3 separate regions of the Homo sapiens genome follow, and regions 1 and 2 are each linked to region 3. Evidence: chromatin loops called from intact Hi-C (ENCODE). Cell type or tissue: right lobe of liver. All regions are shown on one strand. Links, peaks and the distances in the headings refer to the core of each region. The heading gives the core; the rest is flanking DNA. Region 1 has its middle 52 kb from the start of EIF5. Region 2 overlaps LOC105370686 (a long non-coding RNA gene). Region 3 overlaps EXOC3L4 (exocyst complex component 3 like 4).

Evidence for each region. Hi-C counts contacts between places; a loop is a spot of excess contacts. Peaks named below come from ENCODE experiments on the same cell type or tissue, not always from the same donor. Only the 100,000 strongest peaks of a DNase experiment are listed, where the experiment ranks them.
Region 1: a loop joins it to region 3, with 3 times the contacts of the local background. A loop is called at or near these places in 100 of 110 quality-filtered maps.
Region 2: a loop joins it to region 3, with 4 times the contacts of the local background. A loop is called at or near these places in 100 of 110 quality-filtered maps.

The regions. Positions count from the first base shown.
Region 1 is chr14:103,277,487-103,287,626 of GRCh38, forward strand. It overlaps the pseudogene RAP2CP1 and the pseudogene RPL17P4. Among named protein-coding and RNA genes, the nearest start is that of EIF5, 52 kb to the right of the region's middle. RefSeq lists enhancers at 3,925-4,723, 4,006-4,300, 4,724-5,521, 9,648-10,140. In right lobe of liver, for the core only: a CTCF peak has its summit at 4,190 (motif pointing left); DNase peaks (open chromatin) are centred at 3,775, 4,165, 4,545, 7,545 and 1 weaker place; H3K4me3 peaks cover 1,115 bases; H3K27ac peaks cover 5,353 bases.
Region 2 is chr14:103,288,391-103,298,530 of GRCh38, forward strand. It overlaps LOC105370686 (a long non-coding RNA gene), which reads right to left. Exons shown (of 3, transcript XR_944246.2): 3 at 5,684-6,187. Among named protein-coding and RNA genes, the nearest start is that of EIF5, 41 kb to the right of the region's middle. In right lobe of liver, for the core only: a CTCF peak has its summit at 4,608 (motif pointing left); DNase peaks (open chromatin) are centred at 4,581 and 7,801.
Region 3 is chr14:103,100,167-103,108,166 of GRCh38, forward strand. It overlaps EXOC3L4 (exocyst complex component 3 like 4), which reads left to right. Exons shown (of 12, transcript NM_001077594.2): 2 at 38-447; 3 at 1,952-2,606; 4 at 3,775-3,886; 5 at 4,101-4,223; 6 at 4,572-4,672; 7 at 4,826-4,906; 8 at 6,619-6,733; 9 at 7,258-7,377; 10 at 7,465-7,617. The coding sequence starts at 54. Among named protein-coding and RNA genes, the nearest start is that of EXOC3L4, 9.4 kb to the left of the region's middle. RefSeq lists an enhancer at 4,392-5,142 and a silencer at 5,017-5,176. In right lobe of liver, for the core only: CTCF peaks have their summits at 3,369, 4,919 (motif pointing right), 5,758 (motif pointing left) and 7,391 (motif pointing right); DNase peaks (open chromatin) are centred at 645, 3,615, 4,975, 7,445 and 1 weaker place; H3K4me3 peaks cover 3,559 bases; H3K27ac peaks cover 5,935 bases.

The sequences.
Region 1 (10,140 bases), core at 1,110-9,109, 180 kb after region 3:
TTCTTGCTAGAGACAGGGTCTTGCTCCATTGCCCAGGCTGGAGTGCAGTATCAGAATCTCAGCTCAGTGCAGCTTTGACATCCTGGGCTCAAGAAATCCTCCCACCCCAGCCTCCAGAGTAGCTGGGACTGGGACTACAAATGCATACCACCTTGTCCAGCTAATTGTTATTTACTTTCTTCTACTTTATTTGGAATTAATTTACTGGATATTTTTCTTCCTTTTTTTTTTTTTTTTTTTTTTTCGAGACAGCCTAGGCTGTCGTCTAGGCTGCTGGAGTACAGTGGCACAATGACAGCTCACTGCTGACTTGACCTCCCTGGGCTCAGGTGATCCTCCCACCTCAGCCTCCTGAGTAGCTAGGACCACAGGCATGCACCACCATGCCCAACTAATTTTGTATTTTTTGTAGAGATGGTGGTGTGGTTTGGCCGTGTCCCCACCCAAATCTCATCTTGAATTGTAGTTCCCATGATCCCTGTGTGTCATGGGAGGGACCCAGTGGGAGGTAATTGAATCATGGGGGCGGTTACCTCCATGCTGCTGTTCTCAGGATAGTCAATGAGTTCTCACAAGAGCTGATGCTTTTATAAGGGGTTTCCCCCCCTTTTGCTCAGCACTTCTTCCTGCCCCCATGTGAAGAAGGACTTGTTTGCTTCTCCTTCCACCATGATCGTAAGTTTCCTGAGGCCTGCCCAGCCCTGCGGAACTGTGAGTCAGTTAAACCTTTTTCCTTTATAAATTACGCAGTCTCGGGTATTTCTTCATAGTAGCGTGAGAACAGACTAACATAGACGTGGTCTCACTATGTTGCCAGGGCTGGTCTCGAACTCCCTGGGCTCAAACGATCTACCCACTTCAGCCTCCCCAAGTGTTGGGATTACAGGTGTGAGCCATCTCACCCTGCCTCCTTTCGACTTCTCGAGATGAATATTTATCTCACTGATTTTTTTGGCTCCTCTTCTTTTCCATTATAAAAAATGTGAAACTGAAATTTGCCCCTAAAAATGGCTTTAGCTGCTTCTCACAGATTTGATGTATGCTTGTTTTTCCTTTTTTTCTTTTTTTTTTTTTTTCTTTTGAGACGGAGTCTCGCTCTGTCGCCCAGGCTGGAGTGCAGTGGCGCGATCTCAGCTCACTGCAAGCTCCGCCTCCCGGGTTCCCGCCATTCTCCTGCCTCAGCCTCGCGAGTAGCTGGGACTACAGGCGCCCGCCACCACGCCCGGCTATTTTTTGTATTTTTAGTGGAGACGGGGTTTCACCGTGTTAGCCAGGATGGTCTCGATCTCCTGACCTCGTGATCCGCCCGCCTCGGCCTCCCAAAGTGCTGGGATTGACAGGCCTGAGCCACCGCGCCCGGCCAACTTGTTTTTCTTTCTCACTGGAGCTGGTTCCAGATTAGATCTGGTCGGACCCGGCAGGCACCTGGCGGGCACTGTGCGGGCAGGGAACCAGGGAGAGCAGGAGGGCGCGGGTCCGGGCCAAGGCTGGCGGGGGTCGCCGCGGCGCGACCGCCTCCTCCGCCCCGGCTCCGTGGGATGCGCGTCCGCCCTCCCAGGCCCCTTCCTCCCGCCCTCCCCCGCCCCCCGTTTTCCTCCCCTCCCCTCCCGACCCGCCCCAGGCCAGACCCCCGCGCGGGTCCTCGCCCTCCCAGGACCCTTCCTCCCTCCCCTCCCCTCCCCGCCGCGTCCCGGACCCTGCGGGCTGGTCCCGCGCCCCGCCAGGGCTGCCGGGGTGTGCTGCTGGGGAGCGTGGAGTGGGCAGGACCACGCTGGACACGCAGTTCGCGTGCGGCCGCTCCCCGAGCAGTGCGCGGCGTGGGCGGAGGAGCGGCTCCGCGAGGAGATCGAGGCGAACGCGGCGCCCGCGTTGCTGGAGGTCGTGGACGCGGCGGGCGCCGAGCACCTGGTCACGCTCCAGGACCTGGACATCCGCCACGGCGACGGCTCCGCGGTGCTCCCGGGCGTGTGCAGCGAGGCCTCGTTCCGGGCCGTGAGGCCGCCGAGCAAGCGCCTGCGCCGGCCGTGGGAACCCGGGGCCGTCCCGCGGGTGCTGGTGGGCACCCAGGCCGACCCGGACGACGGGCGCCAGGTGCTGACGGCGCGGGGCCGCGAGGGGCGCTCCCCGTTCCCGGAGGTCATGGCCAAGAGCCAGCGGATGGTGGACCGGGTGTTCATGCAGGCGGTGCGCGAGACGGAGGCCTTGGTCCCGCCCGAGGAGGAGGTGGAGTGTTGGGAAGTTTTCTGTTGTCCCCTGGACTCCATCCAGAAAAAGATGGCCCTGGTGGCAGCCTCGAAGCGCGGGGAGGGAGGCTAGGACTGGGGCCGCGTCGGGAACTGAGCCTGCCGGGACGCTTCTAACCCGCGCGCTGCCTCGAGTCCCTCCGGTGCCCAGGCCTTGTTCCCCAAGACCCACGGGTGCAGAGCAGAAGCGCGGCCCCAGCGCCCGAGGCCTGAAAGCTGTTCTTTACCTTCGCAGCTTTCCAAGTTACTATAATAGGTAAAAGGCAAGGGCTAACGTCTTAAGTATTTAATCGATTTCCTTATGCAGATTCTGCACTCGTAATTACTAAACGTGAGAGCCCAGGATGAACTATTCGGTGCATTTTTTATTTTTTTGAGACTGTCGCCAGGCTGGAGTTCAGTGGCGATCTCGGTGATCTCAGCTCACTGCAACCTCCGCCTCCCCGGTTCAAGCGATTATCCTGCCTCAGCCTCCCAAGTAGGTGGGACTACAGGCATGTGCCACCACGCCCGGCTAATTTTTGTATTTTTAGTAGAGACGGGGTTTCACCATGTTGGCCAAGATGGTCTCGATCTCTTGACCTCGTGATCCGCCTGCCTCGGCCTCCCGAAGTGCTGGGATTACAGGCGTGAGCCACGGTGCCTGGCCTATTGGGTGCATCTTAAAGCAGCGATATACAGGATAGTAAATGGAAACGGAAACGACTACTTCTGTATTTTAACTAACAACAGTGATTCATTCTGTTGGCAGTTTTTCTTCTTTAAAAGATGCCTTACTGCTTTAAGCCTGAATGGGCAGAATGTGCTTTCTTCAAATGCAATTTGTGGTATGTTTTTTTGAACTACCTGGTTCTGAGAATTACAGTTTGGATTTGGAGCACTTCGCCGAAGTTTAGATCTTAGTTCCATGAAGTTTCCATCTCATTTTCAGTGATGAATTGAGCAATCACTTTTTCCTTTCTGTGTGGTCCTAAATATAGTTACGACCTACTTAGCACAACCTTGCAATTGGATATGTGTCGCTGGCAAATTAATTTTATACCTAAAGTGAGCCCAGCGCTGGCTGTCAGTTTTGTAATTAACATCTGGTTGACTATGCTATGCACAGGAAAATGGAGCACAAATAAATTGTTTTTAAACTTTGCAATTCTTACCATTTGACTTTGTGAATCATATTTAAAGCACTATGTTCCAAGATTTCTAGATGCTGTCGGATGGCTTTACCATTATTTTTCAGGAGTTTGTTTGTTGTAGAGAAAACTCCAGGAGGTGAGAGGAGAGAAAGCACCCGGTTATGCAGCAGGCATTGCACCTGTGTTATTAGCGGCAGCTGCCTTCATACTTTGCCTGAATTCCTGGAATTTTTAAATAGTGAAATAGGTATGGAAACCTATGAAGAATAGGTCATCTTTTTGTTGATTTTTAGCGCAGCAACCTTTATCCAATTCTTTTTTTTTTTTTTTTTTTTTTTGAGACTTGCTCTGTTGCCTAGGCTGGAGTGCGGTGGCGCAATCTCGGCTCACTGCAACCTCCACCACCCGGATTCAAGCAATTCTCCTGCCTCGGCCTCCTGAGTAGCTGGGATTACAGGTGCCCGCCACCATGCCCAGCTAATTTTTCTATTTTTAGTAGAGACGAGGTTTTCCCGTGTTGGCCAGGCTGGTCTCAAACTCCTGACCTTGGGTGATCCACCTGCCTTGGCCTCCCAAAGTGCTGGGATTACAGGTGTGTGTCACCACGCCCAGCCCTGATAATTGTTTTTAAACGCAGTAAGTTTTATGACATTTTGGTTTGGGTGTTTCTTCGCCTTGGGTTGGATAGCTGTTCTAGGAAAACCAATTACTGCAGCTCACTCCGGCAAGGGAGGTGGGGGGTGCTGATCACATTTCCCTGCCTCAAGGGCAAGTTGTCCTCACCAAGCTGCTCCCTCCCTCTGCTGGAAAGGAAGCAAAACACCAGCTGCTTTCTGCTGTGCTCTGGGCTGTGTGGGGAAGTGCAGGGGCAGCAAATGGAAATCAGCAACATCTTGTTCCCAGTCCTGACACCCCTGGCCAGCAAGACCCTGCTGAGCCATGCTGGACAGGATGGGATGGGCCTCACGCAGATGCCACGGCTCTACCCTGCTCGGCTGCTGGCTTGTGGGAATGCTCCGGGAGAGCTCTGTGGCCTGGTCCCTCTGGATCTCAGCCTCCATCCAGGAAAAAGCACCCCATATTCTCTAAACAAGCCAGCTGCTCCTTTGAACTCCTGACGGCATCACACCCTCCCACTCCCATCCAGTTGCTCAGCGGTGAGCTGGCTGCCAGCTGCTGGACAGGCCGAAGGACAGGGCAGTCACCTTCTGCTCATGTGGGCATCTAAGCCACACCCACCCCTTTCCCCAACTTACACCATCTTTCCCTCTCTCTGTCTCTCTCTGTCTCTCTGCCTTTGTCTCTGTCTCCCCGCCCAGACACCTCCCTGCCTATGGGTGCACGCACACACCAGTGGCAGGCCCTGAAAGTGCTTCCTCATTGAGTCAAGATAGTAGATGGGAAGCCATGCCGGGTGAGAGGGCAGAGAATCGGGCCATCCTCAAAGACATGAAGATGCATTTCTATTTATTCATCTCCCACAGTATAAAAGAGGCTCATGGCAATGAGAGTGGACGGCCATAAACTTAACCAAGTGGTAGCCTCAGTCACAGCCGCTGCAGCAGAGGTGGCATCTACTGGAAGAGGTCCACCCTGGCTGGCGCTTGGCGGACGGCCAACCGAGCTAAAGAATGCAGGCCGGGCGTGGTGGCTCACGCCTGTAATCCCAGCATTTTGGGAGGCCGAGGCGGGCAGATCACCTGAGGTCGGGAGTTTGAGACCAGCCCGACCAACATGGAGAAACCCCATCTTTACTAAAAATACAAAATTAGCCAGGCGTGGTAGCGCATACCTGTAATCCCAGCTACTCGGGAGGCTGAGGCCAGAGAATCGCTTGAACCCAGGAGGTGGAGGTTGTGGTGAGCTGAGATCATAGCGCCATTGCACTCCAGCCTGGGTAACAAGAGCGAAGAGCAAAACTCCGTCTCAAAAAAAAAAAAAAAAAAAAAAGAATGCATCCACTCCCACTGGGGATGGAGGATGGAGGGTGTCTGCATTCACCTAGGACAGACAGACGTGCACATTTTTGGGTTCTCTCTTCCCCTAAACCTCCTGAGGTAATCTGTGAAAATGATTCGCTATTCACTTAACCCGGAAAACCCCACAAAATCATGCAAAGAGGTTCAAATCTTCGTGGTCACCTTGGAACACTTGTGAAACTGCCCAGGTCATCAGGGGTATGCATATATGAAAAGCCACTAAGGATCTGAAAGATGTCACTTTACAGAAGCAGTGTGTGCCATTCCAACGTTACAGTCAGGGAGTTGGTAGGTGTGCCCAGGCCAAGCAGTGGGGCTGGACACAACGTTGGTGGCCCCAGAAGAGTGCTGAATGCTTGCTGCATATGCTTAACAATGCAGAGAGCAATGCTGAACTGAAGGGTTTAGGTGTAGATTCTCTGGTCATTGAGCACCTCCAAGTGAACAAAGCACCTAAGATGTGCCACCAGACCTCCAGAGCTCATGGTGGGATTAACCCATACATGAGCTCTCCCTGTCGCATCGAAATGATCCTTACTGCGAAGGAACAAATTGTTCCTAAACCAGAAGATTGCCCACAAGAAAAAGATATCCCTGAGGAAACAAAAACTTATGGCACAGGAATAAATTCAGCACTAAAATAAATGCAATGAAGAGTTTTTTGTTTTTTAAAGTGCACTTCGTGATCTTGTTAACTACCCTGCTCTCGATCACTTCTTCTGAAGGAACTTTAAGGTTCTTGACACTCCACAGAACAGTGTGCGGGCTCCTGGTAGTGAAGACACCGTGTTAACCCATCTGATGGACAGGAAGTGCTGCTCCCGTGCCTGGTGATGGCAGGAAAGGAGCCGCTGCAGCAACTGTGGTCACCGGAAGCTTGGACCCTTCGAGGATAAAGGTCTGAGCCATCCCAGAAACCAACAGCCTAGCCCAGCTGCGTTGCCGTCCCAGAGTAAGGAGGGTCTAAAATGAGTGGTGAGGAAGGAGGTGAGGGACATTACTCACAGCCTTGAGATCAGCGCCAGGGTGGAGACTGTACTTAGACTTGTCCCGCCAACCCCACTGTGTATTTTTGTTTAGAGAGGGTGCAACCAGCCACCGAGGTGAAGAATCAGTCACAGGACAAGGTGGATGCGGGGCTGAGTGGATCCGAGTCGTGCAAGCAGCAGGCACAGAGTGGGCCTCTTGCCTCGGGAGCCTTTGTCTCTGCTGCTGGCATTCTCTGGGCAGAGCTGCCTGCTTGGCCAGGGCCGGAGAGCTTGCATCCCCAGGAACAGCCCACAGGAACCAGTGGCCATGTACCCCAGTTTCCTGAGCCTTGGTGGGGCGGTTCAGAGGGAGATCCTGACCTGATGCTTTTGAATCTCAGCAACCCTGAGGCCGAATCGCTCCTGCTGTTACTTGATTTGGTTGTGTAAACCAAAACTAAAATTCTAAGCCACCCGACGGACTGAATGGACCCACGGACCCCCTTCTTGGCCAAAGGGACTCAAAGAAACCTGAAAAATTAGTTCAGACCATGATGGGAAGGGAGGGGTCAGACACGCCTCGTTATAAGCCCTCCTGCCTTTGGAGTTCAGGCACAGCTGACCAGCATTACATTAAAACGGAGACCTTAAGATGGACAAACAGACTCTTTGCAGCAATAAGATACCAAAATTCCAACCTGACTCTAATATAGTGTCACATGACAGATAGCAGACCCTGAAGGAAATCAAAGTATTTACCCCAAAATATGTTTTTGACATGGTCCTGCACAGCTGCCTCTTGTGGGGGAAATTTGCCTTTTTAGAGAAACTCTTTCCCTTACTGGGTCTTTTCCAGAGAGCCTGATAATCTTTGAAAGGTCTCAACAGGAAGTATTTGCCATCTATTGCCTCTAAGGGCAGCCACCTATGAGACTCATCTACATAATAAAAACCTTGGTCTTCACAACCCCATACCTTATCTGAACCCAGACATTCCTTTCTACTGATTCCAGGTCTTTAGGCAATAACTTAACTCTTTCAACCAATTGCCAATCAGAGCCTTTGAAGCCACCTGTGATCCATAAGTCCCCTGCTTCAAATTGTCCTGGCTCTCCGACCCAACCACTGTATACCTCATATGTATTGACCGATGTCTTCTATCTCCCTGAAACTGAAACGTGTAAGGCCAAGCTGTAGACCAACCCCTTGGGGCACGTGTTCTCAGGAGTTCCTGAGGCTGACTCACAGGTCATGGCTCTCACATTTGGCTCTGAACAAATCTCTTCAAATATTTCACAGAATTTGGCTTTTTCTGTCAACAGTGGTGTGAGCAATTAAGTTCAAAGGGTAGCAACAACTCTATCCCCTTCAGTTTCTCTGAAACCTCTTTTGCTTCTGTAATAGGAAATGTTTATTTGAAAACGCAAGGAATGACGCACTTGATGTTGTGTATGTTGGAGCAAGCTGATGGCATAAAATGAGGAGTGGAGGACTATGTCCCAGGGTCTACTAGAATCTGTGCCCTCTAACCTGGAGGAAGATTTTCAGGACCCATACTTGGGGTCGTTCTGTCTTTACAGAACGTGTCCCAGGCGTGTATGGAAACACACTGGAAACAGAGATCACCTGTGTTTAGGCTCTGACTATATAGCTAGTCATGAAATTTCTCAGTGATAGGGTATAGATATATATGTTCAAATTCTCTAGGAGGCTGGGCACGGTGGCTCAAACCTGTAATCCCAGCACTTTGGGAGGCCAAGGCAGGTGGATCACCTGAAGTGAGAAGTTGGAGACCAGCCTGGCCAAGATGGTGAAACCCCGTCTCTACTAAAAATACAAAATTAGCCAGTTGTGGTGGCACACGCCTGTAGTCCCAGCTACTCAGGAGGCTAAGGCAGGAGAACCACTTGAACCCGGGAGGTGGAGGTTGCAGTGAGCCAAGATCGCACCACTGCACTCCAGCCTGGACAAAAAGAGTGAAACTCTGTCCTAAAAAAAATAAAATAAAATTATCTAGGAGACGCCAAGCTGTTCTCCAAAGTATTGTTCTAATTTACACTTTTATCAGCAGCAGAAGAAAGCTCATCGCTCTTCATCCCTGCCAGTTTACTCTTTTCTGACTTAAAATTCTTGCCACCCTGATGGGTTGGAAATGACATTTCATTTTGGTTAATTTGCATTTCCCTTATCACTAATGCAGTTGAGCATCTTTTTCATTCATTTATTTGCCATTTGTGCTATTTCTGTGCATCTCTGTTTATTTCTTTTGCCCATTTTTCTGTTTGGTTTTTTATCATTTTTATTGTGTCATAGGATTCTTAGGAAAGACAACATGTATAAAAATGTGTATGTCTTTTGTCAGTTATATGTATTACAAATATTTTTGCATAAGTGTACATTCCTTTTTGTAATGTAGTCAAATGTATCAACGCTTTCTGTTACAGTTTGCATTTTTGCCCTATTAAAGATATCCTTTCTCTAGAACCAGAAATACCATTCCACCCAGCAATCCCATTACTGGGTATATATGCAAAGGGTTATAAATCATTCTACTATAAAGACACACGCACAGGTATGTTTATTGCAGCACTATGTACAATAGCGAAGACTTGGAACCAACCCAAATGCCCATCAGAAGAATTTGGAGGCTACGGTTTCTAAAGGATGGTTTGACAGGTGGGGCTTAGGAAATGGAGAATGCTGATTGGTTGGTTCAGGGGTGAAATTGCAGGGTCCAGAGCTGTCTTCTTGCTCTGAGTCAATTCCTGGGTAGAGTCACAGGACTGGGTGAGTCCATTTCTTTGTATGGGTTATGGGTTTGGGCGGCACCAGCTGGTGCCTCAGAATGCAAGTTCTGAAAAATACCTCAAACACCAGTCTTTGGTTTTATCCTAATGATGTCATCTATAGAAGCAACTGAGGAAGTTACAAACTTGTGATCTCTGGCTACTTGACTCCAGAACCATAATTCTAACCTTGTGGCTAATTTGTTAACTTTACAAAGGTGGTTTTTGTCCCCAGGCAAGGAGGGGGTTCATTTCAGGAAGGAACCGTTATCATCTTTGTTCTAAAGTTAAACTATAAACTAAATTTCTCCCATAGTTAGCTTGGTCTACGCCCAGGAATGAGCAAAGATGGTTAGCTTGTGAGGGTAGAAGCAAAATGGAGCCAACTGTCAGGTTTCTCTCACCGTCATAATTTTTGCAAAGGTGGTTTTACCACTAGTCTCTAGTTTACATGGAGCTGATGGTGACAAGCCATAGCCTGGCAGGGGTGGGGGGCAGCTGCAAACTGTGTTCCTCCTTAACACTCGGCGTTGTGGCGGCTGTCCAGCTCCAATTCTGGATCCATTATGTGGCCTCCACCGAGATGACTGGCCTCTCTCAGCCTCAGTTTCTCCCTCCTCAGGAAAACGAGGGTGATAATGATAGCGCTTTCCTGGGGAGCATGAGGCAGGCAGCACAGGCAAAGCTCCATGCAGAATCAGCACTCAATTCAGCGACGGTGGTGGCAGGAGGGGTGCCATCCTCACTCTGTGCTGTGTGGCCCTGGGCTCCTTAGGCCCCTCTGGACTTTGTTTCCTCCTGATGTATCAAACACAGACTCAGCATCCCGACACCAGCTCCCAAGAGCGTCCAGGGAGTAGGCAGGGGTGAGGCAGCCCTGGGGCCCAGGGCATGTGAGGTTGTGCTGGGGGGAGGGCCTGGATGCCCTCCCTCTCTGTACTCACGGGGACGCTGTGGCGAGGTGAATAAGGGCCCCCAAAGGTATCAGTTCCTAATCCCTGGAACCTGTGTACGTTACCTTATATGGCAAA
Region 2 (10,140 bases), core at 1,098-9,097, 190 kb after region 3:
CCTGGAGAACCTGGCGATGGGGGGTGCAGACTCCTCCCTTACCCTGGCTTCGTCCCTCCGTCAGTCTTGCTGACTCACAGACGCTTCTGTTCATTCTAGAGCAATTAATTGCATATCTCTTTTAGATACTGCAATTATCGTTGCCTTTTCTCATATCTCTTTCCGATTTGTTCCTGGTGTCCCTGGACAATAGCATCTTAGTTTCGATGTAATTTACAATGATTGTGGCCTTATGGATTATGCATTTGATACGACACTTGATCTTAGCCAGAAGCCCGAGAAGCAATGGGTTAGGCATTTGAATCCTGGTATAACAAGACCTTCTCTGCCTGTATCTTACAAAAATTCTTTTACATTTTCTTCTAGCTTCCTATTTTTACCTTTGACATTTGGAACTTTACTTTCTCTAGAGTCCTGCTTTGTATGTGAGGTTAAGTAAAGATCCATTATTTTCCCACTAAGTTAGAGATCCAGTCTTCTACACCAGGTGTTCCCAACACCCAGGCTGTGGACCAGTACCAGTCCATGGCCTGTTAGGACCCAGGCTGCACAGCAAGAGGTGGGTGGCAGGCGAGTGAGCATTCCCGCCTGAGCTCTGCCTCCTGTCAAATCAGATTCTCATAGGAGCACAAACCCCATTGTGAACTTCACATGTGAGGGATATAGGTTGAGTGCTTCTTTTGAGAATCTAATGCCTGATGATCTGAGGTGGGACAGTTTCATCCTGAAGCCATCCCCCACACCCTAGCAGTCATGGAAAAAATTGTCCTCCATGAAATCAGTCCCTGGTGCCAAAAAGGTTGGGGACTACTGTTCTACACCATTGCTTAAGAGGCTCACTGCTGGCCAGGTGCAGTGGCTCACGCCTGTAATCCCAGCACTTTGGGAGGCTAAGGCAGGTGGATCATGAGGCCAGGAGTTCAAGACCAGCCTGGCCAAGATGGTGAAACACCGTCTCTACTAAAAATACAAAAATTAGCCGGGCATGGTGGCAGGCACCTGTAATCCCAGCTACTCAGGAGGCTGAGGCAGGAGAATCACTTGAACCCGGGAGGTGGAGGTTGCAGTGAGCCAAGATCACACCACTGCACTCTAGCCTGGGTGACAGAGCAAGACTCCATCAAAAAAAAAAAAAAAAAGACTCATTCGTTGGCCAGGCACAGTGGCTCATATGTGTAATCCCAGCACTTTGGGAGGCCGAGGCAGGTGGATCACCTGAGATTAGGAGTTCGAGACCACCCTGGCCAATGTGGTGAAATCCCATCTCTACTAAAAATACAAAATTAGCCAGGCAAGGTGGTGGGTGCCTGTAATCCCAGCTACTAGGGAGGCTGAGGCAGGAGAATAGCTTGAACCTGGGAGGCAGAGGTTGCGGTGAGCCAAGATTGTGCCATTGCACTCCAGCCTGGGCAACGAGAGCGAAACTCCGTCTCAAAAAAAAAAAAAAAAAAGATTCACTCCTTGCCCATGGTGGGATCGTGTGATATTCTCACAATGCTCGCCCTGCTCCGGCCCCACCCCACTCTGCGGGTGGCTTGCTCCTGTTCCCAAAAGCTGCTCCTCCGAGGACGCTTCCTAGTGTGTCTTCACATCTGGGATTCCGCGTTTTCAGCTGGCTTAGCTATTTGTGGCTGTAGTCTTTCCTCCATTTTTAGAGTATTTACTGAGCTCATCAAAGAACCTGAGTGGTATATTGATAGGGAAGACTTTGACTTTGGATTTGTAGATGACTTGGGCAATATTGTCAGGATTCTGTTGACTCACCAGGAGCAGGGTGGGCACCGCAGCACTCTGGTTATGCAGCTGGCCTTGTAGGGGGTAAGCCCCCACCAGCAAAGTGAGTCCGTGGGAGCGGTAGGGTGTTGGGGCACCTGCACCCCTGAACCATCTCCCTGAGTGAGAACATGCCTCTCCAGGATGCTTTCACCACCAGGAACTAACCAGGTGGTCTTGAGACTGGTGAACTCCGTGGACCAAACAGAATCCAGGCTCCAAGCCTCTCCCTGGCAAGCCTCTTGCCTTTTGGTTCATGGCAGGAAGCAACACCTCATGTCATGCTGGGACTGCAGCCCAAGGCAGGAAAGCACCAGCCTTTCTTAGGACCCCATGGGTAGCCCCCAACTTCACCAGCCCCTTTCCTGTGATGTCTCCACACATCTCTTTGGCCAGAGTCCTGTCACAGCCCAGTCCCACAACGTGGACCTGGGAGGGGCTCCAGGGAGGGGTATGGAGGGGATGAGCCCTCTTGTCCACCCCAAAAGCCTGGTCACAGTGGGGACAGCAGCAGGTGCAGTCCAGCTCTGCCCATCTCCCAGCTAGAGCGGGAGGGAGGCACCACAGGGCTCCTCTAGTCCTGAGGAATGAGCATCCTCTGTCCTCCCAAGGCCCAGCCAGGCCAGCTGATATGTGCTGCCCGGGGGCCGGGGTGGGAGCCAACAAACTCCCCCTGACCAGCCACTGTCCAGTGGGAAGCTCTAGCCAGACCGTGCTTAGATCTAGGCAGCGGCTCCCCACAGACACAGGGCTCCAAGTAGCCACACTCCAGAGCCTCTCCAGGACTTCGAAGAGTTTCGCAAAAGTCTAGGGAGAGAAGGAGCACCAAAGCCTCCTTAGTCACAGCCTCTGGGCCTAATGCACTCCCTTCTGTGGCCAACCTCACCTACCCTGTCACCTCAGACTCAGAAGGAGGGCCGCAGAGCCACCTGGACCTGAGCTTCAATTCTCTTAAGGCTCTACCAGGGTGACCCTTCAGCGGAGAATCCAGAGTGGGGGCTGCATGTGAATGAAGCTCAATCATGGGGGGCTGCATCTGAAGCTCTCAAGCAATGGAGGCTGGATCTGAAACTGTCAATCACTGGGGGCTGCATGTGAAGCTGTCAATCACTGGGGGCTGTATCTGAAGCTCTCAATCAGTGGGGGCTGCTCTGGGGCTCTCAATCAATGGGGCTGCCTCTGAGGCTCTCAGTCAATAGGAGCTGCATCTGAGACTCAGTCAATAGGGCCTGCATCTGAGACTCTCAATCAATGAGGACTGCATCTAAGACTCTCAGTCAATAGGGGCTGCATCTGAGACTCAGTCAATGAGGACTGCATCTGAGAGTCAATCAATAGGGGTTGTGTCTGAGACTTAATCAATGGGAGCTGCCTCTGAGACTCTCAATCAATGGAGGCTGCGTGTGAAGCTCTCAATCAATGAGGGGTGCATCCGGGACTCTCAAGCAACGGGGGGTACATCTGAGACTCTCAAGCAATGGGGGCTGCACGTGAAGCTCTCAATCAATGGGGGTGCATCTGAGACACTCAAGCAATGGGGGCTGCATGTGAAGCTCTCAATGGAGGCTGCATCTGGGGCTCTCAATCAATGGAGGCTGATTCTGAAGCTCTCAATCAATGGGGGCCGCATCTGAATCTCTCAATCAATGGAGGCTGCATCTGAAGCTGTCACTCAGTGGGGGCTCCATGTGAACCTCTCAGTCAATGGGGGCTGCATCTGAGACTCTCAATCAATGCGGGCTGCATTTGAGATTTCAATCAATAGGGGCTGCATCTGAGAGTAATTCAGGGTTGTGTCTGAGAATCAGTGCGGACTGCCTCTGAGACTTTCAGTCATTGGGGGCTGCATCTTAGACTTTCAATCAACAGGGGCTGCATCTGAGACTTTCAAGCAATGGGGGCTACACGTGAAGCTCTCAATCAATGGGGGATGCATCTGAGACTCTCAACCAGTGGGGGGTGCATCTGAGACACTCAAGCAATGGGGGCTGCATGTGAAGCTCTCAATGGAGGCTGCATCTGGGGCTCTCAATCAATGGAGGCTGATTCTGAAGTTTTCAATCAATGGGGGCCACATCTGAATCTCTCAATCAATGGAGGCTGCATCTGAAGCTGTCACTCAGTGGGGGCTCCGTGTGAACCTCTCAGTCAATGGGGGCTGCATCTGAGACTCTCTATCAATGGGGGCTGCATCTGAGACTATCAATGGGGGCTGCTCTGGAGCTCTCAATGGGGCTTCCTCTGGGGCTCTCAGTCTATGGGGCTGCATCTGAGACTGCCAATCAATGGAGGCTGCAGTTGAGACTTCAATCAATAGGGGCTGCATCTGAGAGTCATTGAGGGTTGTGTCTGGGAATCAGTGGGGACTGCCTCTGAGACTCTCAGTCAATGGGGGCTGCACCTGAGACTTTCAATCAACAGGGGCTGCATCTGAGACTCAATCAATAGGGGCTGCATCTGAGACTCTCGATCAATGGGGGCTGCATCTGAGACTCTCTATCAGTGGGGCTGCCTCTGGGGCTCTCAGTCTATGGGGGCTGCATCTGAGAGTCAATCAACAGGGGCTGCATCTGAAACTTAATCAATGGGAGCTGCCTCTGAGACTCTCAATCAATGGGGACTGCATGTGAAGCTCTCAATCAGTGGAGGCTGCACCTGGGGATCTCAACCAATAGGGGCTGCATCTGAGACTCAATCAATGGGGCTGCATCTGAGACTCAATCAGTGGAGGCCGCATCTGAGACTCTAATCAATGGAGGCCGCATCTGAGACTCAAAACGGTGTGGGAGTGCACGGCAAATCTGGCCTTTGGTGCCCTCTGGTGGGCATTGCATGCCCTGCTGACCAGTCTGAGGACAGAGATGAGGGAAAGAAATCAGGGTAGCGTGGGGCTGTCCAGGGTTTTCCCCACCGACATGGATGACAGGGTGACCCTGAAGAAGTCACTCTTTTCTCTTAGCCTTGGCTTCCTAATCTGCAAAGATGGTGACAGATACATTCCATTTCAAAAGGCTGCCAGGGTCTAGGCGCAGCTGCTCATGCCTGTAATATCAGGTGCACTTTGGGAGGCTGAGGGAGGAGGATCACTTGAGCCCAGGAGTTTAAGACCAGCCTGGGCAAGATAGTGAGACCCCCATCGCTACAAATAAAATAAAATAAAATAAAAATTAGCTGGGTGTGCTGGTGTGTGCTTGTGGACCCAGGTCCTCCGGAGGCTGAGGTGAGAGGATCACCTGGGCCAGGGAGGCCAAGGCTGCGGTGAACCATGATTGTGCCACCACACTCCAGCCTAGGTGGCAGAGTAAGACCCTATCTTTAAAACACAAACAAAAAACAAACAAACAAAACTGCCAGGGATGAGATAGTTCAGGCAAGACTGTGCAAGTCCACAGCCCTGGCAGTTCCTTCCTGTGTCTCCCAGACAGAGGGGCTGAGTTCCAGAAGAAGAGGGTTTCACCGTCCCGCGCCCTCCCCTCCATCCTGTGTCTGGCTGCCAGGGGATGTTCCTAAGCCCTTCAGGTTCCTGCTGGCCATAGGACAGTCCCCGAGTGCTCTGGCCTGGCTCTCGAGGACGGGGATGCCCTGCCTGTCCCTTCCCCAGCCTCAGCTGTGCTGACACCTTCCATCCCCACACACACCTATACTGTGACCACCTCCTGGCCTTTGCCCCTGCTGACCCCCTTGGTCACTCCCTCCCGCTGTCCCCTTGCCCTCTGACAAATTCCTATCTTCCTTGTAATCCCAGTGTGGGTGGGCATCTTCTCCTCTGAGAACCTTCCTGGATCCCACTGCTCACCCCCACCCCGCCCCGGCCTCCCCTCTCCCCGGCCCCACCCCGGGTCTTCCCTCTCCACAGCTCCGCCCCAGCCTGCAGTCCACTCGCGTCTTGTCATATGAGACCCTGGGTGTCTCACATCCGACACGGCTTTAATTTTTATCTTCCTTACATGTTGTTCTCCCTTGTTGAACTAGGAGATCCCCTGACCTTGGTTTTCTTCCAGGCCCCGGAGACGCCTGGCCTGTGTTGAGAAGGGTACAAGTGTGTTGAAACCTCTGTCCGACTGAGGCGGCACATCAGCAGAAAGGAGCCAGGGAGCCCAGGGACGCCTGCGGGCAGTCCCTCTGCCCTCCTACCCACACCTGCTTCTGGGCAGCCAGTGTTCATCTCTCGGAGGCCATGGGCCTGGGGACTGGGTTCAGGTGAGCCATGCTGCAGGTGCTCCCCACGCCTCGCAAAGCTGGCAGGAGAGGACTAGCAGCCTGCACTCCCGGTGCCCACCCCGGGTCCAGCTGGGCCAGAACTTTTTGTTCAGAAGAAAGCCAAGGCTGTTCTTTCCAGAATCCATGTTGAAGGGTTTCCTCTTCTCCCGGGACTGCAGCTCACAGGGACCTTCCTTCAGTTGTTTAATTTACTCTATAAGTTATAGCAAAAAGAACATTGATTCAAGACAATCCCCATCAGAGTCTCAGCTGGCTTCTTTGTAGGAATTAAGCTGATCTTAAAATTCATGTAGAAACTCAAGGAACCCAGACAGCCAAAAAAAAATCTTGAAAAAGAGCAAAGATTGGAGGATTCACACTTTCTGATTTCAAAATTTACTACAAAGCTACAGTAGTCAAACCTGTGTGTGCTTGTATAAAGACAGACATATAGACCCATACAATAGAACTGAGATTCCAGAAAGAAACTCACATTTAGGGGTCAGTTGATTTTGATGAGAGCCAAGGCACTCTCATCAAAATCAATTGACCCCCAAATGTGAGGGTGAAGTGGGGAAAGAACAGTCTTTTCTTCAGCTGGGAGAGCGGAGAGCCACCTGCAGAAGAACGAAGTTGGAGCTCTACTTCACATCATATACATAAAGTAAATGAAAATGTACAAGACCCTTTCAGTTTAAAGATTATAATCTCGAATCCACATTATAACTAACCTTTAATCCACATTTTAACCAATCTTTGATTATAACTCATCTTTTAAAGAATCTTTAAATAATCATGATAACTAATCTTTAAACATCTCCAGTTTTGGTGTGGTATCAAAGAAGGATAGTCACAACTATCTAAAGACTGTATTGAATTACTCATCCTTTTCCAACAGCATGTCTGTGAGCGGCTGAATATTCCCCACAAACTTCAACCAAAACAACGTATCACAACAGACTCATGCAGAAGCAGATATGAGAATCTACCTGTCTCCTATCAAGCCAGACCATAAAGATATTGACAAAAATGAAAACTAATGCCACCCTTATTGTTAACTTTGTTGTTGTGGTTTCAGAACATACTTATTTTTCATTTAAAAATAATGACTAATGTTAACATGTTATGGCTTTGTCATTCTTTTAAAATAAATATTATTTCTAAACAAATATTCTTTTTAAATAAAAATTTATTTTCAAATGTATCTATGTATACAGTCATGTGTTGCTTAACAACAGGGATACATTTTGAGAGGTGTCATTAGGCAATTTCGTGGCTGCGTGAACATCATGACAAAGACCTAGATGAGGCAGCCTACTACACACCTGTACAACGTGGGACTGTACTGAATACTGTAGGCAATTGTGACACAATGGTAAGTATTAATATTTGTGGATCTAGGCCAGGCATGGTGGCTCACGCCTGTAATCCCAGAACTTTGGGAGGCCGAGGCAGGTGGATCACCTGAGGTCAGGAGTTCAAGACCAGCCTGGCCAACATGGTGAAACCCCATCTCTACTAAAAATACAAAAATTAGCTGGGGATGGTGGTAGGTGCCTGTAGTCCCAGCTACTTGGGAGGCTGAGGCAGGAGAATCGCTTGAACCCAGGAGGTGGAGATTGCAGTGAGCTGAGATCATACCACTGCACTCCAGCCTGGGTGACAGGGCCAGACTCTGTCTCAAAAAAAAAAAAGTATTTGTGTATCTAAACAGATACAAACATAGACAAGGTACAGTAAAAGTATGGCATAAAAAGTAAAAAATGACACACAGGTTTAGGGCACTTACCATGAATGGAGCTTGCAGGACTGGAAGTGGCTCTGGGTGAGTCACAAGTGGGTGGTGAGTGAATGTGAAGGCCTAGGACATTACTGGCCACTACTGTAGACTTTGTAAACACTGACACTTAGGCCACACTAAGTTCATAAAAAATATTTTTCTTTCTTTGATAACAAATTAGCCTTAACTTACTGTAATGGTTTAACTTTATATACCTTTTACTTTTTAAAAAACATTTGGACTCTTGTAATAACACTTAGCTTAAAACACACATTGTACACCTGTATAAAAATATTTTCTTTCCTTTTTTTTTTTTTTTTTAATTTTTGAGACAGAGTTTCTGTCTTGTTGCCCAGGCTGAAGTGCAATGGCGTGATCTCGGCTCACTGCAACCTCTGCCTCCCGGGTTCAAGCGATTCTCCTGACTCAGCCACCCAAGTAGCTGGGATTACAGGCATGCACCACCACGCCCTGCTAATTTTGTATTTTTAGTAGAGATGGAGTTTCTCCCTGTTGGTCAGGTTGGTCTCGAACTCCTGACCTCGGGAGTTCTCCCGCCTCGGCCTCCCAAAGTGCTGGGATTACAGGTGTGAGCCACTGTGCCCAGCCATATATTTTTTCTTTATATCCTTATCCTATAAACTACATACTGTTTTCTGGGTTTTTTGTTTGTTTGTTTGTTTTTGAGATGGAGTCTCACTGTCGCCCAGGCCAGAATGCAGTGGTGCGATCTCGGCTCACTGAAACCTCCGCCTCCTGGGTTCAAGCAATTCTCCTGCCTCAGCCTCCCAAGTAGCTGGGATTACAGGCACGTGCAACCATGTCAGGCTAATTTTTTTTATTTTTAGTAGAGACAGGGCTTCACCATGTTGGCCAGGCTGGTCTCAAACCCCTGACCTCAGGTGATCCACCCGCCTTGGCCTCCGAAAGTGCTGGGATTACAGGCGTGAGCCCCCGTTACTCCCCGGGCGCTGTTAAGCGGCTTTGCGGCAGCCTCACACGTAGCCCTCACAACCACTAGGGACAGCGGCTTCTCACTGCTGGCTCCAACCCACAGTTAAGAAACACGTGGGTATTTACAATACATGCCCACAAATGCACAGGCAATCACATTTCCCCTGCACGCCCTGGCCCCTTCCCACACTTTCTCTTCCATTCTACTTAGGATTGCCAGATTGAGCAATACAAATACAGGACACCTGCTATTTGAATTTCAGGTAAATACTTTTTTTTTAGTGTGTTCCACCCCATAGAATATTTGGGACATACACACTTTAAAAAAGTTACTTATCTGAAATGCAGATATGACTGGGTATCCTGTAATTCACCTGGTAACCCTAGTTCTACTCCGTTTTTTTAAAACTGCTGGTTGTAACCCCCAACCCAATGTTACAGCCTTCAGTGAGTCCCAGCCCCCGCTTCCTTAGGCCAGGAGACCTGGAGTATCCCATTCCACAGGGGAAGCCACAGCTGGGAGGAATTCAGCCTCCTCCTTCCAAGGCCCACGGGTGAGCAGATTCGGATGAGCATCTCAAGGGCCTGCGGATGCCACAGGAAGAGGTTTAAAGATGTTTAAAGATGACTTCTGGCCGGGCGCAGTGGCTCACGCTTGTAATCCCAGCACTTTGGGAGGCTGAGGCGGGCGGATCACAAGGTCAAGAGATCGAGACCATCCTGGCTAATGCGGTGAAACCCCGTCTCTCCTAAAAATACAAAAAAAAAATTAGCCGGGCGTGGTTGTGGGTGCCTGTAGTCCCAGGTACTCGGGAGGCTGAGGCAGGAGAATGGCGTGAACCCGCCAGGCGGAGCTTGCAGTGAGCCGAGATCACGGCACTGCACTCCAGCCTGGGCGACAGAGCAAGACTCTGTCTCAAAAAAAAAAAAAAAAAAGACTTCTGCAGGCCGGGTGTGCTGGCTCACACCTATAATCCCAGCACCTCGGGAGGCTGAGGCGGGAGGATCACTTGGGGTCAGGAGTTTGAGACCACCTGGCCTACATGGTGAAACCCCGTCTCTACTGCAGAAATTAGCCAAGCATGGTGCTAGACACCTGTAGTCCCAGCTACTGAGGAGGCTGAGGCAGGAGAATCGCTTGAACCCAGGAGGCGGAGGCTGCAGTGAGCCAAAAAAAAACAGAAAGAAAGACTTCTGTGCACATAAATGACTAGTGGCAGTTACTTCGGTTTTAAAATATATATATTTAAGGTATTAAAGTTCTACACTTAAAAACCTAGTTTTTCCTTAAGTGTTGAAGATCAGCTTAAAAACCTGACCATGCTGTGGATAAATCCAGCCAGTTCTAACAACTGTTTACAGAGGGGCTTGTGGTTTACGTTCAGTCTCATTTACAAGCTGGTTTAAATGAGAACTCTTAAACCTTTTAAATT
Region 3 (8,000 bases), core at 1-8,000:
TGCATCTGCTCCTATGGCCACTCCTTCTTGCCCCCAGCTCTCCTGCTGCCAAGATGCCATCACCACAGACAGACACTCCTGGGCCGGAGCTGCAGAGTCCCAAGGAGGCTGAGGAGCCACAGACTCCAGCTCAGGGCTCCCGGCGAACAAGCAGCAGGAAAGAGCCCAATGCCCACCGCAAGGATGGCACAAGGCTGGGCCTGGGCTCCCTGAGGCAGGCCTTCTCCCGGGCCAGCCAGCGGGCTTTGACCCAGGTCTCCAAGGAAGATACGGGCCTGTTCCGGCGAAGCTCCTGCTCCCTGTTCCGGTCCTTCCGGCAAGCCCTGAATGACGGCCCAGCTACCGGCCATTCCCAGGCCACTCCTGAGGTGCCCTCGGGGGTCATGAATGGTGTCAGCCAGCAGGCATCCACTGGGGCAGCGTCTGAGGAACTGAAACCCGAGGCAGGTAAGGGCCTCAGAAACAACACGAAGCATGAAAGGAAACGGGCCAGAGGTCAGGGCAGCTCAGCTGAGGTTTCCGGAAAGGCTGTCCTCCCTAGCTCCCCAAACCCTGCCCCCGAACATGTGCAATTCTTTATTTATTTGAGACAGGGTCTCCACTCTGTCACCCAGGCTGGCATGCAGTGGTGCAATCACAGCTCACTGCGACCTTGGCCTCCTGGGCTCAAGCGATCCTCCCACCTCAACTTTCTGAGTAGCTGGGACTACAGGTGTAAGCCACTGCACCCGGCTAATTTTTTTTTTTTTTTTTTGACACTGACTCTCACTCTATCACCCAGGCTGGAGTGCAGTGACGCAATCTTGGCTCACTGCAACCTCCACCTCCCAGGTTCAAGTGATTCTTCTGCCTCAGGCCCCCAAGTCACTAGGACTACAGGTGCGTGCCAACACACCTGGTTAATTTTTTTTTTTGCATTTTTAGTAAGACGGGGTTTCACCATATTGGCCAGCCTGGTCTTGAGCTCCTGACCTCGCGATCCGCCCCCTCAGCCTCCCAAAGTGCTGGGATTACAGGCGTGAACCACTGTGCCTGGCCTAATTTTTTAAATTTGTTTTTATTTTTTTGTAGAGATATGGTCTTGCTATGTTGCCCAGGCTGGTCTCAAACTCCTGAGCTCACCCAATCCTCCTGCCTTGGCTTCCTGAAGTGCTGGGATTACAGGCGTGAGCCACCATGCCCAGCTGGACAATTGCACTTTAAATTCTTGCAGCATCTCTGCAATGGGAGCCCCCCCATTGGGCAGATAAGAAAAGTGAGGCTCAGAGAGGTGGAGTGACTTGCCTCAAGTCTCACAGCGTGGAGAATGGGACCTGAACCCAGATATGCATGGCCCTAGATCCCCACCTCTCCATGGCCTTTCACAGCCTGGCTCCTGGTCAAACTAGGGCCATGCACACAGCTGATCACAGGGTTGCAGAGGGTGCAAGGCTCGCAGAGGTACCAGGAGGGGAGGTCAGGGGGATTGCCCAGAGGAGGATACACTGGGGTGGGAAGAGGGGGACATGGAGGTGGAGAGCTCTTGTCGGGTGGAGGCTGGCGGAGAGTGGGGAGCAGCAGGAATGTAAAGCTGGACACGGGCAGGACACGCCCTGCCTGAGCTCCGACCCTATTAGACCTGCAATCAGGGCTGAGCATGAGGCTATCAGGTCCGGCTCAGCCGGGAGTGGAAGGTGGGTGTGGGATCCAGGCGGAAGGTAGGGGTTGACCCAAATTGCTCTGTTCAGCCAGGCTTGGGGCCCCAGGTTCTGCCTCTTCAAAGGTGACTCTAAGGGAGGGCTCCTGGCAGCTGGGGCCTGTTGTTCCTGGAGCAGGCCTTCAGCTGTGCTGGGGCATCTGGCAGAGGACAGACAATCCAGCCCCGATGGATTGAGCCGTGGCCTGCAGGTCTTCGTCCAGGTTCGGGTCTTGGGGCGGTCCCTCTCACCGCCCTTCTCGCCCGCCTGTGCAGAAGGCAAATCCGTGGCCGACCTCATTACTGAACGGCAACTGCTGGCGGCCTTCGAACAGCTTCTGCGCCTGGAGACGCTGCTGGTGGCCGAGAAGGCCTCGCGCACCTTTGAGCAGGACCCTACGGCCTTCGCGCGGCGCGCTATGGACGTGTGCCTGCTTTACGACGGGCTGGCAGCCGAGATCGGCGCCATCGTGCGCGAGACGCTGGACAGCGACGGTGTGGACGCGGCCGCGCTGGCCGAGCTGGCCCGCGTGGTGAGCGCGGAGGAGGAAGCCCACCCTTCTCCCCCCGACGACGGCGACTTCCTGCGCACGCCGCGCCGCTGGCGCCAGCACTGGGAGGAGGCGGTGCGGCGAAGCGCTCAGGAGCGCGTGCGGCGGCCGGGCGCGGGGTGGGCCTTCGGGGAGGCGGAGGGCGCGTCGGGTTTGGCCCAGCTTCTGGCCGAGCTGGGTGGCTTGGTTCGCCGCGACCTGCAGAAGGTGCGGCAGGAGGTGCAGCCCGCGTATGCGGCGGCCGGCTTCCCAGCGTGGGAGGTCTATCTGCGTGCCTTCCACAGCGCCGTGGCCCAGCGCCTCCAGGAGCTCGCGCGCGACGCCCGCGGCTGCGAGCAGCTCTATATCCTGCTGGACTGGGCCGCCAACGTCTACGGCAGGTGAGTCTCGGCCAGGGCGCCCAGTGGCGAGGACAGCTGCCGCTTCCTCCGCAGGCCTTGGGGAGCCGGCTTTGAGGAGCACCGGACCTTTCTTCTCTGTTCCCTCCCTGGGAGAGGGCTGAGAGCCGAGGGCTTCGACATGCTTTCCTCGGCGGGTTAGGCCGTGGGGCGCTCCCGCCCCAGGTTTTCTAGGGGTCACCCATACACAGTTCCAGAATTTGAAAAGTTTCCGCGGGGAGGTTCCCATGGGAGCAGGGCCTGTGCTGGTTCCACCAGGTGCCTTTGGGCGCATCAGAAAAGGGCACATCTTGGCCAGGCGCCATGGCTCACGCCTGTAATCCCAGCATTTTGGGAGGCTGAGGCGGCCGATCACCTGAGGTCAGGAGTTCGAAATCAGCCTGGCCAACACGGTGAAACCCCGTCTCTACAAAAATTAGCCGGGCATGGTGGCACGCACCTGTAATCTCAGCTATTCCGGAGGCTGAGGTAGGAGAATCGCTTGAACCCGGGAGGCGGAGGTTGCAGTGAGCCGAGGTCGCGCTATTGCACTCCAGCATGGGCGACAGAGCAAGACTCTGTCTCAAAAAAAAAAAAAAAAAGAAAGAAAGAAAGAAAAGAAAAAAGAAAAGGGCACCCCGTTAGGCCAGACGGGCATCTGGGTTCAGGGTACAGCCTGCGGGGAGCGGCCACCTCCCGCTCTCTGCCTGGGATGAGGATGGATTGCCTTCCCCGCGGAGCGGTTCCCAGCCCCACCGGCAGGAGCGCCCACGGAGGTGGGGGAGGTTGCCTGAAGTCCCGCACTCCTTAAATTGCTCCTTAAATTGTGTGGGGTCAGACCCGTGTCCGCCCTGCTGTGGGCCTCCGTGCTGCGGGTTGGAGGGTGGCCGATTCCTGAGCTGTGTTTGAGGAGAGGGCGGAGTGCCATCTGGGTAGCCGTCCTTCAGCGTTCTGCAGGAAGGCAGGAACCCAGCTGTCAGAGGCTTCCCGGGAGGGGGTGTGGCATGGCAGCCTAGAGGCGCGCGCGCGTGTGTGTGTGTGTGTGTGTGTGTGTGTGTGTACAGATGCCCAGGTTCGGGATTGGCGTTAGACTTTGAGCCTGGCCAGAAGAGGGGCAGCGGCTGCCGCATCAGAGCCGCTCCCGCCCCCAGCCCCCTGCCCTGTCTTCCAGTCCTGACTTCCTGGGCGCCCCGGGGCTGGCGCTGCCCGCCGAGCCGCTGCCTCCGCTCCTGGCGCCGGACGTGTGGGCCCGACTGGAGAGCGACTACACCAGCTTCCTGGAGGTCAGGCCGGGCGGGTCAGGCTGGGCGGGCCAGGCTGGAGGGGGCGGGCCCTGGGGGGATGTGCGGCGCCCAGGCTATCGGCGGCCAGAGCTGGCTCTGGTTCACCCTGTGGCCCCCGGCGCGGGCTTGTGACCCGACAGGGCGGCCCTCATCCCGGACGGCGCGGGACGGGGTCTGGGAGGGTCTCACCACGGCCCATCCCTTCTCCCCCCAGGCCAAGATCGCAAGCTGCTTCGACAGCATCTTGCAGCTGGAGCAGAGTCACTGGGCGGCCGCCGAGGTCCCCGAGGTGCTGCAGGGCCTCTACCAGGCGCCGCTGTCCATGGACGTCCATATGGTGCGGCCCGGGAGCAGGGGCTGAGAAGGGGCGTCTGTTCAAGCCTCACGCACACGGTGGCGATTTCCAGAACGAATTCCTATCCAGTCCCAACCAACCCTTCCGTTAGATGGGAGCCTGAGGCCCCACGCGGGGGGAAATCGGGGACCCCCGGCGCGCCGACGGGCAGGGAGGCTGCTGGATGGGAGTTTGCGGGAGTTGACTCTCCAGTTGGGCGGCTGAAAGCTGGAGGGGCCAAGACTGACAGGCACAGCGGGGCGGGCTGGAGGCGCAGCGGGGGCTACCAGGGGACCCGCGGCCTCAGGTCGGGGGCTGGGAGGCACGCTCAGTGCGGGGCTTCGCTCGCAGCTCGTGGCCGAGCACGTGAAGGCGGCCGGCGCCATCTCCGCGGAGCTGGAGGCCACCACCCTGCGAATCTGCACGCGGGCGCTCGGCCTCTTCGTGCCCAGGTGCGGACGCATCCTCAGTAGGGGAGCGACCTGGCCGGGTGCGCTCTGCAGGTGGGAGGGAGGAGTCTGCGTAGGGACCTGATTGGGAGGGTGGACCCAGGGTCATCGCGCAGCTAGGGAGGGTCCCCAAAGGCTCTGTGTATCCCGCCCCAGGTTTGAAAAGGCTTTTCTGGCGTCGGAGGCGGTGAGCGAGCCGCACCTGGGCGCCTACATCAACGCCTGCGAGGAGCTCAGGTAGGGCTCGCCCGCTCCTGTGCGGGCGCAGCGTGGCCAGCAGGGGGCGCGCGAGCGCCGGGAACCTGGATGGAGGGGAGTGCGCGCGCGTGGAGGGGGCAGAGGTGAGGAGTGTGTGTGTGTGTTTGTGTCTGTGTGTTGGTGGATCTGAGGGGTGTGTGTGCGTGTGTGTGTAGCAGAGTTGGGGGGTGTGTGTGCGTGTGTGATGGAGCTGAGGGTGTGTGCCTGTGTGTGCATGCGTGGAGAGCTGAGGCTGTGTGTGTGCGTGTTTGGCAGAGCTGAGGGCTGTGTGTGTGTGTGTGTGTGTGTGTTGGAGCTAAGAGGTGTTTATGCATGTGCGTGTAGGGGTGGAGCTGAGTGGTGTGTGTGTGTCAGAGCCTAGATGCGTGTGTCTTGTGTGTGTGTGTCCATCCGAGCAGGGGCCCTGGGGGAGTGTGGATGGCTCTTCAAGGCTGAGCAGAGGCCGAGGGGTTCCAGCTCCCTGCCTGCTGCCCTGGGCTCCATTTTTCCCTCCCTTCATCCCAGGCAGCATTTCTTCCATCTTGGGACACCTCCTTCTCTGGGAAGCCTCCCTCAGCCTGCACCCTGGGCTTTGCTGGGGTGAGGTCTGGGTCTCTGTGTCCCCAGAAGGCAGACGCCCTCCCTGTGGGCTGGCAGTAGCTGTTGGCCTTCCGTGCCCTCAGCTCCAGGCCAGGCCTCAGCAGATGCGGCAGCGCCAGAGGCACAGACTGAGCCTCCCCATCTGGGTTTATCCTTTTTTAAAAGTGTGTAAATTTTAGTGTCCCGAAGTACTTCTCATTTGTCTGACTTCAAAGAACAGCTGTGCCACCTGCTGGCTGTGTGCTCCGGGACAAGCCACCTCCCCTCTGTGGCTCTTTTGCCACCTGTCAAATAGGATCAGAGCACCTGCTCCCTGGGGTGGTGTGGGACCTCTGTGCCTCAGGGGACTCAGTTCCCATTGGCTCTTTGTGAGCACTTCTCAGTGCCAGGCACTTTGTGGGTGCCTTCCCTGCCTGACACGTCTCATCCCAAGCGCAGTATACCCACGCACAGGTGCAGAGCACAGGCCTGGAAAGGAGGTGCCACTTGCCCGTGGCCACGTAGCCAGGAAGTGGTGGAGCTGGGACTTGAACTAGGCCTGCCTAAATCCAAAGCATGACCATCAGGCACTGCTTCTCCAACACTCTCGTCCTTAATCTGTGCCAGGCTTGTCCTTGGTGCTGGGACCCTGGGGTTTCAGCTCCAGGGAGCGTTCTCTGCCCCTTGGTAGGCAGCCTCTGGCCAAACCCTTGATGGAACTCCAGCCTGCTCTACTGTGTCCCTGGCTGCGGGGACTGCGTATAGCCTGGCCCTCAGTTTCCTCAACAGTGAAATAGGGACATGGTCACCTTCAGGGGGCAGTTATAAGGCTCAGGGTAGGGTATGTTCCAGGCATGGCTATGCCGCACTGTTTATCACCAAGAGGGATGGAAGGTCTGTCCCAGAGCTGCCAGAGGGGAACGGGTCAGCCACCCCTGACCCACCCCTTTGTGACTGGCTCCCTGGGCTTCTGTGCTGTCCCCCACTTGACTCTGCTCGCAGACAGCTACAATGGGGAGCCCCACGGGCTGCCCTTCACATTGTAGTCTAAGTGAGTGGAGCTGTGTGCCCGGCTCTATTCCCCAGCCTGGTCTCCCTTGCCCACCTCATCGCTGGTCCTGGCCCCTCCCCAGGACCAGTCTTCTCTCCAGGTTCCCAGGAACCCAAGAGGAGCTGGAGAAGCCCCTGGTGACGGCCACCTGCAGCTTCCAGAAGCACTTGCTTCAGGGCTTGCAGCGTGAGTTGCAGGTGACTGTGATAGGCCCTCTCTCCCTACTTCCCATGCCCAGCAGGCACCCCCTATTTCCTAGAGCCTGGGGGCCCAGGTCACAGCATTCATTTATTCCAGGGTGAGCTCATGGGTGTGTGTGTAGGGTAGTGGGCAGGGGACCCAGGTGAGGTCCCAGCTGAGCAGGGGCGGCTGGGAGACGCCTGCCTTCTCACTTCAGTCTCCAGCTCTTAGTGGTCACCCCCGAAGCCTGGGATGGTGGGTCCACGGATCCAGGCCCAGGGTCCTCACCCAGTCCCTCAAGGCTTCTCCAGGGCATGCCCTGAGCAGATCTGACTGCACAGACTCAAACCCTGCCCCTAGAGCTTGGGGCCTGGGAGAGGCATTCTGGGAAAGGGCTCGTGACATAACCTGTGGCTAGGAGAGGGAATGGCACCCCAAACCCAGGAGGGAAGGGGTCAGGAGTGGCACACTGGGCTTCGAGGGAGGGGTTACGTTGCGGGCGTAGTGCACATTTGCAGACTCCCAGCCCCTCTGTCCCCAGCCGCTCTTCAGGGTTGTGTGCACCAGGGACTGGCTGACGCAGGACTGGCTGCATCCCCTCATGGACAAGGTGGTGACCTTCGCCGGTCATCTCCAGCGTGTGGCCCGGCCGCGGGCACAGGTACCACAAGGGGGAGGGCCCTGGCAGGGCTGTGCCCAGGATTGGGGCTGTTGACCCTGACCCTGACCCTGACCCTGGGCCGCCCAGGAGACTCTGCAGGAGGTGCACCGGTTCGTGGTCCGCGAGTACCTGGCGCGGGCGCTGAGGCCACGGGAGCGGTTCCGGGGCATGGAGCGCATGCATGGCTCCCAGAAGATGAGCCTGGATGCCCAGGCCATCAGCGACACCTTCCAGGGCCTGGTAGGGGCGGCATGACTGCCCTTCGGTGCTCGCCTCTGTGTGGGGAGTGGTGGCAGTGACTAGGGCCTTAGCGCCGGGAGGGCTTTTGGCAGGAGTGGTTCTCCCCACTCTGGATCAGGTGGAACAGGGACTGGGGCGCCTGTGGGGCTGGGGGGTGGAGGGAACCAGGTGGGAGGGCGGCACTTTGCATACATTTGCATACAGTTTGCAGGGGTGCGGGGAAGGGGCGAGGGTCACAGCCCCATCTCACGGTCAGGGCCTTTGGGAGGTGTCCCCCACCTCAGGCCAGAGCCCTCAGAGTGGAGGCACCAGCGCCCCTGCACACCCCTCGTCTGCCCCCTAGCAGTGCTTTCAGGCTGGCCTCGGTTTTCCTGTCCAAGCAG